3 separate regions of the Homo sapiens genome follow, and all the other regions are linked to region 1. A link is a contact called in ENCODE Hi-C or POLR2A ChIA-PET data. All regions are on one chromosome and are shown on one strand. Each heading gives the region's core, a stretch centred on a gene start or an enhancer-like site at or near the end of the contact. The rest is flanking DNA. Distances are from core to core; before and after follow the strand shown.

Region 1 (3,873 bases), core at 869-3,368:
GGATCACCTGAGGTCAGGAGTTTGAGACCAGCCTGGCCAACATGGTGAAACTGCTGTTGCTACTAAAAATACAAAAATTAGCCAGGTGTGGGGGCACGTGCCTGTAATCCCAAATTTGGGAGGCTGAGGCAGTAGAACTGCTTAAACCCAGGAGTCAGAGGTTTCAGCGAGCAGAGATAGTGCCACTATACTCCAGCCTGGGTGACAGAACAAGACTCTGTCTCAAAAAAAAAAAAAGAGTTTGAGAACATAGGGGGACAAAAAAATTTAAAAATTTGCCAGGCATGGTGGCATGTGCCTGTGGTCCCAGCTACTCAGGAGGCTGAGGTGCAAGGATCACTTGAGCCAGGAGGTTGTGGCTATAGTAAGCCATGATCATGCCACTGCACTCCAGCCTGGGCGACAGAGTGAGACTTCGTTTCAAAAAAAAAAGTCAGAACAGAGACCAATTGAATAGAAAGTAAAAAAAAATTAATGAAACCAAAATTAATTAATGAAATTTAATGAAAATTAACGAGACTATAAAGCTGGTTGAGATCAATATTCAGTGCCTCCTGGATCAGGCCCTGCTTGCATCACTGGGCATACAGCAGTAAACACAACAGACAAAAAACCCAGTACAATCCCTCATCTGGGCCTTTGCAACTGCAGTTCCTTCTCCTTGAAATGCTCTTATCTTGTTTATCTATTGCCTCATTTTCCTGCTTTATTTTTCTCCAAAGTACTTAACTACCTCTGACTTTATTTCCTTTTCTTACTTTCTATGTTTCTTTCTTTCTGCGTGTCTTTCTTTGTTTCTTCCTGTCTTTCCATTTCTTTCCTTCCTTGTGGTCTTATCAATCTGTTTATTTAGCTCCACTAAAATGTATGCTCCACAAGGGCTTAAGTTTTTGTTTGTTTTCTTCACTGCCTTTATCACTAGCACCTAAACGGAGCCTGGAACGTGGTAATGTGTAAAGAATATTTGTTTAACAGATGAATCCTTGGTCTCATGGAGCTAACATTCTTTTTTTTAATTTTCCTATTTTTTTACTTTAATTAGGAATTCAACATAGAAGAGCTTACATTCTCTCTCTTTGAATTTAAGATTTGAAGAACACTGCTCAGAAGACAGGATCTTAGAGTCAGGGACCAAGTATTAATTTCGGAAATCAAACTCTAGGGCTCAAATCGGGAACTAAGAATCAAAGATCATATTTGGAGGTTAGAAGTCAGGAGAAGCCACAGTTCTAACAGAAGTCTCAGGACTGGAGTCAGGTTTGGGTATCAGTGGATACAATGTGGATTCCAGGAGCTGAGAATCATAGTTCAAGAAAAGAAGGTAAGAAATGATTGGGTTAGGATCATAGCTAGATAGAAGATTGGTTTTGTTAAAAGTTAGGACTCGGGGGTTAGAGGTCAGGAAGTTCAGCATCGGAAGTCAGATTTAGGAGTATGAGGTTAGGAAGCCTCAGGGATCAGAGATTAATGAGGAATGTGACGCCGGGTCCTAGGGCTCCGTTTGGCAGCCTAAGGTTCACTCACGTGTCCCCATCCTCAGTGACGTAGCCGAAGACGAGGGGAGCCCACGACAGCCCCGGGCCCAACTCCGCGCCCAACCCAGGTCCTCCGGGGGCCGCTGCGTCCGGACCCAGGGAGCCCAGGCCGCTGTCGCACCATTCATCTGCGTCGGCAGCTTTTCCCAAGCACGCGACCCCAGCCATGGCCCCCGCCGCCTCAGGGGCCCCCCGCAGTCGCCCGCCTGTAGCTGGGCTTTGCCGGGAGTTCTGGAGCTTCCGCCCTGCGGGAAATTCCCCACCACGCCCCCTGATTCACCCAATGATAATATGCTGAATCGCTCACACCCCGCCCTCGTACTGCATCCTGACCAATCAGAGTATTCGGGAGGACTACAACTCTCTAGCCGTTCCCACATTTTCCGGGCGCCCTTTACCAACATGGCTGCTGACGCCACGCCTTCTGGGACTCGTAGTCCGGTCCTCGCGCGCTTTCTTACCTAACTGGGGCGCTCTGGGTGTTGTACGAAAGCGCGTCTGCGGCCGCAATGTCTGCTGAGAGTTGTAGTTCTGTGCCCTATCACGGCCACTCCCATTTCTGGTGCCGTCACGGGACAGAGCAGTCGGTGACAGGACAGAGCAGTCGGTGACGGGACACAGTGGTTGGTGACGGGACAGAGCGGTCGGTGACAGCCTCAAGGGCTTCAGCACCGCGCCCATGGCAGAGCCAGACCGTGAGTCGGGGATCCGGGTAGGAGGGTCGGGCCGCGCCGGGGCCTGGCTGAATGCTGCAGGCCCCGGGGCCCAAGGGTGGCCGCGGTGGGGCGGGAAGTAGGGAGCGCTTCGGGGAGTGGGATTCTGAGGGCTGTTGCTTAGCGATCTGTATCGCTAGGCTGGTGGGTTTCTGGGTCGCAGTGTGTTCAGGGTTCGTTTACCACATCCACTTGCCAAGTTGCCAATGATCGCGTGTTTCTCGCACCTTGGTTGCTAAGGTCCCTCGCTGCAAAGAACATAAGTTGCCCCGGTCCCGCTTGCTATGGGTACCTGATTGTTAGAGGCAACCAGAGGATGCTGAGGGACCCCTGCTGACCCCTCCTATGGCTTCCCCTTGTTCCGCGCCTCTCCTAAACCTACCGCCTCCACTGCACCACTGCACCTCCCTCCTAAACCTGCCTCCCAGCCAAAGCGTCTCTTCCCTTCTCTTTTCCTTTCTAAACTTCCCTCTGCCTTGTAAATCTAACCCTCCCCGCACACACACTCACACACTGTCGTGTCCTTCCTAACTCCTCCTGAGTGTTCCTTCATGCCCTGAATCCCCTAGGTAGGAGGAGGAGGATCGCTTGAGCCCAGGAATTTGAGGCTGCAGTGAGCTATGATCGCACTATTGCACTCCAACCTGGGTGACATGAGCGAGACCCTTTCTCTAAAAAGTAAAAAAGAAAGAAAGTAAGTCAGGGCCAGAAACAATGGCTCATGCTTGTAATCCCAGTACTTTGGGAGGCCAAGGTGGTTGGATCGCTTGAGCCCAGGAGTTCAAGACCAGCCTGGGCAAAAGCCCCTACTTTCTCCCTGTCCCCCTAAATCTTCCTCTCCAGCCTCTCTGCCCCTCACTAATCACCTCTCCCGGCATCACTTTGCATGTAGATAAGATCTTTTCTCCGTCCCCTCCCTCCCTCTGCTCCATTTTTACCACCATCCCATCCCAGTGTAACTAGGTTGGTGGGTGTTCTTGCCCCCTCACTGACCATTTGAACCCCTTTATTCCCCCCTTAATCGTTCTCCCCACTGTAACCACCTCTGCTCCCCTCCCCCAGCCTCTCACCCTCTGGAGACCCAGGCAGGGAAGGTGCAGGAGGCTCAGGTGAGATGGGGGAAAGGGTGGAGGGGAGGAGAGAGACGGACTTGTTCCACATCCCACACTGGGGGGAGGTGGCAAAGGGGAAACAGTCACCCCAGGGCCCTCGGCTCATTGCCCCAATCCCTCACACCACCCAGTGCAGCTTTCTGGGGAAAGGCAGATTCTGGGGATTGTCAGAGAAGAGTTTCCAGCCTCAAGTCCAGGCCTGTCCTCCCAAACTTTCCTTCTTCCTTGCCACTGCCTGCCATCCCTTCTGAACCACATTTGTCCTGGGACTGGAAGAGACAGGTATCCCATTTGGTCTTGGAACGCACAGATCTCGTGGACAAGTGATGGGAAAAAATGATCTCACAGCGTGATGACGAAAGTAACTCAGGGGGCCAGATGCAGTGGCTTATGCCTGTAATTCCAATAACTCAGGAGACTGAGGCGCGAGGATCGCTTGAGCCCAGGAGTTTGAGGCTGCAGTGAGCTATGATTGCATCACTGCACTCCAGCCGGGGTGAAAGAGCAAGACCC
Region 2 (4,224 bases), core at 1,659-4,158, 170 kb before region 1:
GTCAGATCACGTCTCTCACCTGCTCAAAGCCCTCCTGATCCTCTCACTCAGGGGAAAGCCAGAGACCTCCTTATGGCCCACGAGACCCCACGTGACCTCCCCGTCACTTCTCTTTCCTTATCTCTTACTACTTGCCCCTCACCCACACTGGTTCAGGCACCAGGCTTCTACGCTGTTTTTTGTTTTGTTTTGTTTTTTTGAGATGGAGTCTTGCTCTGTTGTTCAGGCTGGAGTGCAGTGGTGCAATCTCAGCTCACTGCAACCTCTGCTTCCTGGGTTCAAGCGATTCTTCTGCCTCAGCCTCCCGAGCAACTGGGACTGCAGGTGCATGCCACCATGCCGGGCTAATTTTTGTATTTTTAGTAGAGGCAGGGTTTCACCATGTTGCCAAGGCTGGTCTTGAACTGCTGACCTCAAGTGATCCGCCCACGCCGGCCTCCCAAAGTGCTGGGATTACAGGTGTGAGCCACTGCACCTGGCCTCTACACTGTTCTTTGAACATATTAGTCATGTCCCCACTTCTCAGGGCCTTCTTATTGCCTGTTCCCTCGACCTAGAACATTCTTCCCCAGGTGCCCATGTAGCCCCTTCTCTCCTTCCTTCAGGCCTTACCCAGATGACACTTTCTCAGGCAGCCCTCCCCTTGACTAATTTAAAATTACAATCCACCTCCACACACTACTCCCCACCCCACAAGCCAGGGGTCTGCAAAAGTTTTTTGGTAAAGGGCGAGATATTAAATATTTTAAGATTTGCAGGCCACGTAGCCTCCGTCACAGCTACTGGACTCTGTCATCAAACAAAAGCACCTACAGACATTACAGGACCCAATGAGTGTGGGTGTATTCCAGTAAAACTTTATGGAGGCCAGGCGCAGTGGCTCATGCCTGTAATCCTAGCACTTTGGTAGGTCGAGGCAGGAGGATTGCTTGAGGCCAAGAGTTCAAGACCAACATGGCCAACATAGTGAGACCTCATCTCCAAAAAACAAACAAACTTACAGACACTGAAATTGGAAATTCATATAATTTTCTTTTCTTTTCTTTTCTTTTTTTTTTGAGATGGAGTTTCTTTCTTGTTGCCCAGGCTGGAGTGCAATGGCGCGATCTCAGCTCACTGCAACCTCTGCCTCCCGGGTTCAAGCGATTCTCCTGCCTCAGCCTCCCGAGTAGCTGGGATTACAGGTGCCCACCATCACATCAGGCTAATTTTTGCATTTTTAGTAGAGATGGGGTTTCACCATGTTGGCCAAGCTGGTTTCAAACTCCTGACCTCAGGTGATCCGCCCGCCTCAGCCTCCCAAAGTGCTGGGATTACAGGCATGAGCCACCACGCCCAGCCAAAATTCATATAATTTTCATACACCAGAAAATATTATTTTTCTTTTGTTTTTGTTTTCCAACCATTAAAAAACATAAAAATCAACCGGGCATGGTTGCTTATGCCTGTAATCCCAGTGCTCTGGGAAGCTGAGGCAGAAGGATCACTTAAGTCCAGAAGTTTGAGACCAGCTGGGGCAATACAGCAAGACCCCATCTCTTAGAAAAATACTAAAATTAGCAGGGTGTGGTGGTGCACGCGTGTAGTCCCAGCTACTTGGGAGGCTGAGGTGGGAGGATTATCTGAGCCCGGGATGTTGAAGCTGTGGTGAGCCATGATCGCACCACTGTACTCCAGCCTGAGTGACAGAGGTGAGAACCTGTCTCAAAAAAAAGTTTTTTTAAGTTAAAACTAGGCCAAGCATGGTGGCTCATGCCTATAATCCCAGCACTTTGGGAGGCCAAGACAGGCAGATCACCTGAGTTCAGGAGTTTGAGACCAGCCTGGCCAACATGGTGAAACCCCGTCTCTACTCAAAATACAAAAATTAGCTGGGCATGGAGGTGTTTGCCTGTAATCCCAGCTACTCGGGAGGCTGAGGCAGGAGAATCACTTGAAATCAGGAGGCAGAGGTTGCAGTGAGAAGTGATCACACCACTGCACTCCAGCCTGGGTGACAGGGAGAGACTTCGTCTTTAAAAAAAAAAAAAAAGTAAAAACCATTCTTAGGTTGTAGGCTGTATAAAAACAAATGACAGGCTGGATTTGGCCACCCGACTGTAGTTTGCTGACCCCTGCCCTAAGCTTACCCTGGCTAATATTTGTTTCATAGCATTCATCACCTTCTAACAGACTGTAATATTTACTTGTTTATTATGTTTATTTTCTAGCATCTCCCCTGGAGCTATCAGCCCCAGCTTCCTAACAGCTCCAGGAAGGCAGGGATGTTGGCTGTCTGGCACATAGCAGGTGTGCAGTAAGGATTTATTAAATGATCAAATACATGGATGAATCCTAATGACTGTTGGGATCATGAACCCATTCTTGCTGCCCGGCTAAGTGCTGGACCCTAGAATTTGAGATTGAGAGGAGGAGGAGAGCACAGAATCATTTTCTTTCTCTCTCTCTCTTTCTTTCTCTCTCTCTCTTTTCTTTCTTTCTTTCTCTTTCTTTCTTTCTCCTTCCTTCCTTCCTCTCTCTCTCCTTCCTTCCTTCTTTCGTTTCTCTCTCTCTCTCCTTCCTTCCTTCCCTCCTTCTTTCCTTCTTTTTTTCTTTCCTTTTTCTTTTCTATTTTTCCGAGTCTTACTCTGTCGCCCAGGCTGGAGTGCAATGGTGCAATCTTGGCTCACTGCAATCTCCGCCTCCCAGCAGAACCATTTCCTTTCATCCCAAACTTTGAGCTCCATGATTTCATCCTGACTGCATATGATGTCACATGTCAGGGGACCTGTGAGCCACCGGAGGTGAGCAGCATGCCCAGGGCACAGCTCACCTCCCGAGAGATGCCACCCTGCTTCAAATTACAGCAGGAAGGAAGAGTGACTCACCCTCTCAGATGTGGAGGCTTCCTGTGACGGACCCAGGACAGCCCACCCCACACTTCACCTCATAATCACAGCCACAGCCAGTTCACTGGAGGCTTCCTGTGAACCGTGTATGATTGCATGGATTCCTCACCACTTCACATGGTCCCATTTTGTATTACAGAAGAGGAAACTGAGGTTCAGAGGAGTGAGCTCACTTACCTGACATCACACTGTCAGTAAGAAGAATAGCTAAGCCAGGTGCGGTGGCTCATGCCTGTAATCCCAGCACTTTGGGAGGCCAAGGCGGGTGGATCGCCTGAGGTCAGGAGTTCGAGACCAGCCTGGCCAACATGGTGAAACTCTGTCTCTACTAAAAATACAAAAATTAGCCAGGCATAGTGATGGACGCCTGTGTTCCCAGCTACTCAGGAAGCTGAGACAAGAGAATCTCTTGAACCTGGGATGTGGAAGTTGCAGTAAGCTGAGATTGCACCATTGCACTCCAGCCTGGGCAACAGAGCAAGACTCTGTGTCAAAAAACAAACAAACAAACAAACAAAAAACCTGAGATTCATTCCTTTCTGCACACTTGGCCTTAACCACCAGGCCCCACTGTCTCCGATTCATCCCTCTGCCATCTCATCCTGGATTTCAGGCCTCAGGTCCTGTGTCATCTCCCAGCATGGTTTTGTTTTTGTCTTTTTTTCTTTTCTTTTTTTTTTTTTTAAGATGAAGTTTTGCTCTTGTTGCCCAGGCTGGAGTGCAATGGCGCAATGTTGGCTCACTGCAATCTCCGCCTCCGGGGTTCAAGCAATTCTCCTGCCTCAGCCTCCTGAGTAGCTGGGATTACAGGCATGCACCACCACGCCCAGCTAATTTTGCATTTTTAGTCAAGACGGAGTTTCTCCATGTTGGTCAGGCTGGTCTCGAAGTCCCGACCTCAGGTGATCCACCTGTCTTGGCCTCTCAAAGTGCTAGGATTACAGGCGTTAGCCACCCTTCCTGGCCATGTATTTTGTTTTTTAAGACAGGGTCTCATTCTGTTGCCTAGGCTGCAGTGCAGTGTCATGATCATAGCTCACTGCAGCCTCGAACTCCTGGACTCAAGTGATCTTCCCACTTCAACCTCCCTAGTAGCTGAGACTACAGTTTCACACCACCTCACCCACCTGATTTTTAAAAATTTTTTGTAGACACAGTCTCGCCTTGCTGACCAGGCTGGTCTCAAACTCCTGGGCTGAAGCGATCCACCTGCCTTGGACTCCCAGCGTGCTGGGATTATAGGCGTGAGCCACTGCACGTGGCCTCCAAGCATCACTGTATCATCAGGTGGACATAACAGTTCCATAAAATCCGGAATTGAGGCCAGGGACAGACT
Region 3 (3,835 bases), core at 1,259-3,758, 210 kb after region 1:
GCCCACCACCATGTCCAGCTAATTTTTGTGGGTTTTTTTTTTTTTTTTTTTTTGGTAGAGACAAGGTTTCATTCACCATGTTTGCCAGGCTGGTCTCAAACTCCTGACCTCAGGTGATCCACTCGCCTCGGCCTCCCAAAGTGCTAGGATTACAGGCATGAGCCACCATACCCGGCCTAATTTTTTATTTTAATTCTCTGTAGAGGCAGGGTCTCACTATGATGCCCAGGCTGGTCTCCAATTCGTGGCCCCAAGCCATCCTCCCACTTCTACCTCCAAAAATGTTGGAATTATGGACATGAGCCACCAGGCCCAACCACGTTATGGTTTTGATTTGCCCTAATTAGTAATGACATTGAACACCTTTTCATGTGCTTATTGACCATTTGTAGTGGTTATGGTTTTGATTTGCCCTAATTAGTAATGACATCGAACACCTTTTCATGTGCTTATTGACCATTTGTAGATCTTCTTTGGAGAAGTGTCTATTTGAATCCTTTGCCCATTTTTAACTGGTGTGTCTTTTTACTGTTGAATTTAAGAGTCCTTTATACATTTTGGACAGTAGACCCTTATCAGATATACAATTTGTAAATATTCTGCGGGTTGTCCTTTTACTTTAATAGTGTCCTTTGAAGCAAAAAGTTTCCAGTTTTGAAACAGTCTGATTTATCTATTTTTCTTCGGTTGTGTTTCTGCTGTCATATCTAATAACCATTGCCTAACCCAAGGTCATGAGATTTACACTTGTGTTTTCTTCTAAGAGTTTTACAGTTTTAGCTCTTACATTTAGGTATCTGATCCGTTTGGAGTTAATTTTTGTATATGGTGTGAGGTAAAGGTTCAACTTCATTCTTTGCAGATGGGTATCTATTAATAGTTGTTCCTGCACTATTTGTTGAAAACACTATTCTTTCCCCCATTGAATGGTCCTGCACCCTTGTTGAAAATCAATTGACAATAGATGTATGGGACCTGGGAGCTTTTTAAAAATACCTGAATTTCACCACAGGCAAAATGAGACAGATTCCCTCAAGGTGGGCCCTGGGCAATGACATTTGACAAAGTCCACCTAGTGAGTCTAACATGAAGTGAGGGCTGAGAGCGAACAATCTAATCCAACCCCCTTGTTCCATAAATGAAAGATCTGAGGTCTCAGTAGAACCAGAGGGGCTGGGTGCAGGGGCTCACGCCTGTAATCCCAGCACTTTGGGGGGGCTGAGGCAGGTGGATCATTTGAGGTCAGGAGTTCAAGACCAGCCGTCTTGAACTATTAGTAGAGACCAGCCGTCTCTACTAATAATACAGAAAAATTAGCCAGACGTGGTGGCACACGCCTGTAATCCCAGATACTCAGGAGGCTGAGGCAAGAGAATCGCTTGAGCCCAGGAGGCGGAGGCTGCAGTGAGCCGAGATTGTGCCACTGTACTCCAGCCTGGGCAACAGAGTGAGACTCTGTCTCAAAAAAAAAAAAAAAAGAGACTCTGCCACCAGATTTGTTAGACTGGAATGGATGCTTGGAGCTAAAAGAAACCCCAGGGTAAAGGGGGATAGGCGGCCCGGGGTAGGAGCTGCTCCCATCTGAGCCTGCCTCTGTTCTCAAACAGACTTCCGGAGCCATCCCACACATGGGAAACCAACCAACCAACCAACCAACCAACCCAAACCACTCAGATTATACGTCAAAGAACTGGGTTCTCCCCAAGGGGAAGAGCCTGCACTCCCCACACAGAGTCCAGGAAGAGATAGGTCTCAACCCAAGGCAGGTGGGGCCCACAGAGCGGGAGGCAGTGCTCAGCCCTCCAGGCAGAGCTTCTCACCAGGAGGAGGAGATGGTGAGGCCTACCTTGAAATAACTACCTTTAACAGAGGAAACTTACACTCCCAAAAGGCAGTTTTAAAATTAGGGCAGCAGCAGAGGCTGGGGCCTCCTCTGGCCCCATCTAGCATTTTGCTATGAAATGATCAGGCACACGGGGCCCTTCACCTGGAGAACAGGGAGGGTGAGCTACAAACACCCCATTTACTTTCAATGCTTACAGCTAAGCTCAGGTTTCAGGGTGGGGGTGGGGGACTACAGATCATCTGGTTTAAACTTTGATCTTTCAAAAAGATAGCCAAGTAAGCCAATTCTGGCCTTGAGACAGTGTGGCCTGGAATCTTAGCGAGTGCCTAAGGGGCCCAGTCTTTAGAATTAACGTTTTAGTCTGGACAAATCCGCCCAGGGATTTGTTCATCCAGACAAGAGGCCTTTGGCATTTGGGGAGAAAAGGTCAGACAGGGCACTGATGGGATTGTTATTTAGGCAAGTGCTACACACCCGTCCTGAGCTAGTGGGACCCCGGGAATTCCCCAGTAGATCTTGCCAGGTGCAGGAACTGCCACAGGAAAGGGGTGTCTGGAAGCAGGGCAAACACTCCTGTTTCTCCCTCTGTTCAATCTCTCCAGCAGATGGCTTGTTTTTTTGCTAGTATTCAAATGATCCGTAAACTGGGCCCTGCTGGTGGAAGGGTGAATATGCGAGGCCCTGGAGTAATCTTTAATCGTGGTAAGGGTTTTGTCTTTGACAACTGAAACTCCTGCTTGGTGATCCTTTTCCTTTTTCCTGTTTTGAGAGGCTCTGATTCAACAGTCCACCCGGCCAAGTCAGGGCCATCCTATTCCAGTGAAAGCAGAGAGGGGTGTCTCAGGGTGGGCATCCCAGCTAGGGTGGAGCTGGCTTGGTCTGGAAATCTGTGATCTTGACCATGTACAGCCCCCACAGACTTGGGCTTGTTTCATGCATACTCGGTCCCTGCGGGCTTCCTACTCTCTGAACCCAGGGTACGAAGATCCCTTTCAGAAGCAGAGTGAGTTTGGAGCACTGAGAGGATTAGGGGCCTTTATCCGCATAATTGAGTCCCCTCGATCCAGAGGTTGGGTGCTCACCAGCCTGCCTGCCCTTTGCTGAGGCCACAGGGCTCCTCTCCAGGCCTGCACCTCACAGAGGCTCCGTGAGCACTGGATGAGGGGGTGAATGAATCCCTGAGTCCATCTGGGAGGTGACTCCAACCAGAAATTTCAGGCTTGGAGTTTGAAGTTTGCCAGCAGGCAACTAATTCGTGGTGTTAAGAGTTACCTAAACTTGCCCTTAGCCTCCTGTGAGTGGGTGTTGGCTCCCAAGCACTAGGATGGTGTAGGGTACACAATTTGGGTGGGTTGGCCAAGCACGGTGGCTCACACCTGTAATCCTAGCACTTTGGGAGGCCAAGGTGGGTGGATCACGAGGTCAGGAGTTCGAGACCATCCCGGTCAACATGGTGAAACCCTATCTCTACTAAAAATACAAAAATTAGCTGGGCTTGGTGGCATGTGCCTGTAATCACAGCTACTTGGGAGTCTGAGGCAGGAGAATCGCTTGAACCCAGGAGGCAGAGGTTGCAGTGAGCTGAGATCACGCCACTGCCTTCCACCCTGGCTAAAGAGCGAGATTCCGTCTCAAACAAACAAACAAACAAACAAAAAGCCATTTGGGTGGGTTAAGAAATCACTCTGGATTTGGGGGTCTCTTTTTTTTTCCCTTGACAATATTCAGTCCATCTCAGATTCCTTGGATGCATGAGACAGACAACATTAGCAGTGTCTTGGGAGGATTTAAAAAAAGAAAAACCTGACCATGACCACAGAGAGAGAAAGAAGAGAAAAGAAAAGAAGAGATCAAAATAGGATTCTATAGCCAAAGAGTAATTATAGGATCGGGAGGAACCAGTAGAGACTGAAACCTCTGACTCATAATTGCTCCATTAAAAATGGTGAAACATCTGCCCTGGCCGAGGAACAGGGCTACACTCTCACC

Evidence for each region. Hi-C counts contacts between places; a loop is a spot of excess contacts on that map. ChIA-PET counts read pairs that join two places held with the same protein, here RNA polymerase II (POLR2A). Pooled maps may share reads with other maps.
Region 2: a loop to region 1 is called in a pooled map, with 8 times the contacts of the local background. The contact joins the enhancer-like site here to the promoter of SIRT2 in region 1. A Hi-C loop is called at or near these places in 5 of 50 pooled maps. POLR2A ChIA-PET finds 5 or more read pairs at or near these places in 3 of 52 experiments (HEK293, PC-3 and PC-9).
Region 3: a pooled map shows a loop between it and region 1 (5-fold over the local background). The contact joins the enhancer-like site here to the promoter of SIRT2 in region 1. A Hi-C loop is called at or near these places in 7 of 50 pooled maps. POLR2A ChIA-PET finds 5 or more read pairs at or near these places in 4 of 52 experiments (Caco-2, PC-9, WTC11 and 1 more).

Annotation. Positions count from the first base shown.
Region 1 is chr19:38,897,863-38,901,735 of GRCh38, reverse strand. It overlaps SIRT2 (sirtuin 2), which reads left to right and starts at 2,118. Exons shown (of 16, transcript NM_012237.4): 1 at 2,118-2,230; 2 at 3,311-3,357. The coding sequence starts at 2,215. It overlaps NFKBIB (NFKB inhibitor beta), which reads right to left and starts at 1,767. Exons shown (of 6, transcript NM_002503.5): 1 at 1,525-1,767. The coding sequence starts at 1,703.
Region 2 is chr19:39,072,440-39,076,663 of GRCh38, reverse strand. No RefSeq gene overlaps it. Among named protein-coding and RNA genes, the nearest start is that of ACP7, 9.8 kb to the left of the region's middle. RefSeq lists an enhancer at 2,018-3,217. Within about 2 kb of position 2,908, at least 9 of the 41 ENCODE cell types and tissues checked have a DNase peak (open chromatin) inside an H3K27ac peak, as active enhancers do; they include PC-3 and PC-9, where a contact is called at or near this core.
Region 3 is chr19:38,684,609-38,688,443 of GRCh38, reverse strand. All of the region lies in intron 1 of ACTN4 (actinin alpha 4), which reads right to left. Among named protein-coding and RNA genes, the nearest start is that of ACTN4, 39 kb to the right of the region's middle. RefSeq lists enhancers at 2,409-2,468, 3,639-3,778. Within about 2 kb of position 2,508, at least 36 of the 41 ENCODE cell types and tissues checked have a DNase peak (open chromatin) inside an H3K27ac peak, as active enhancers do; they include PC-9, where a contact is called at or near this core.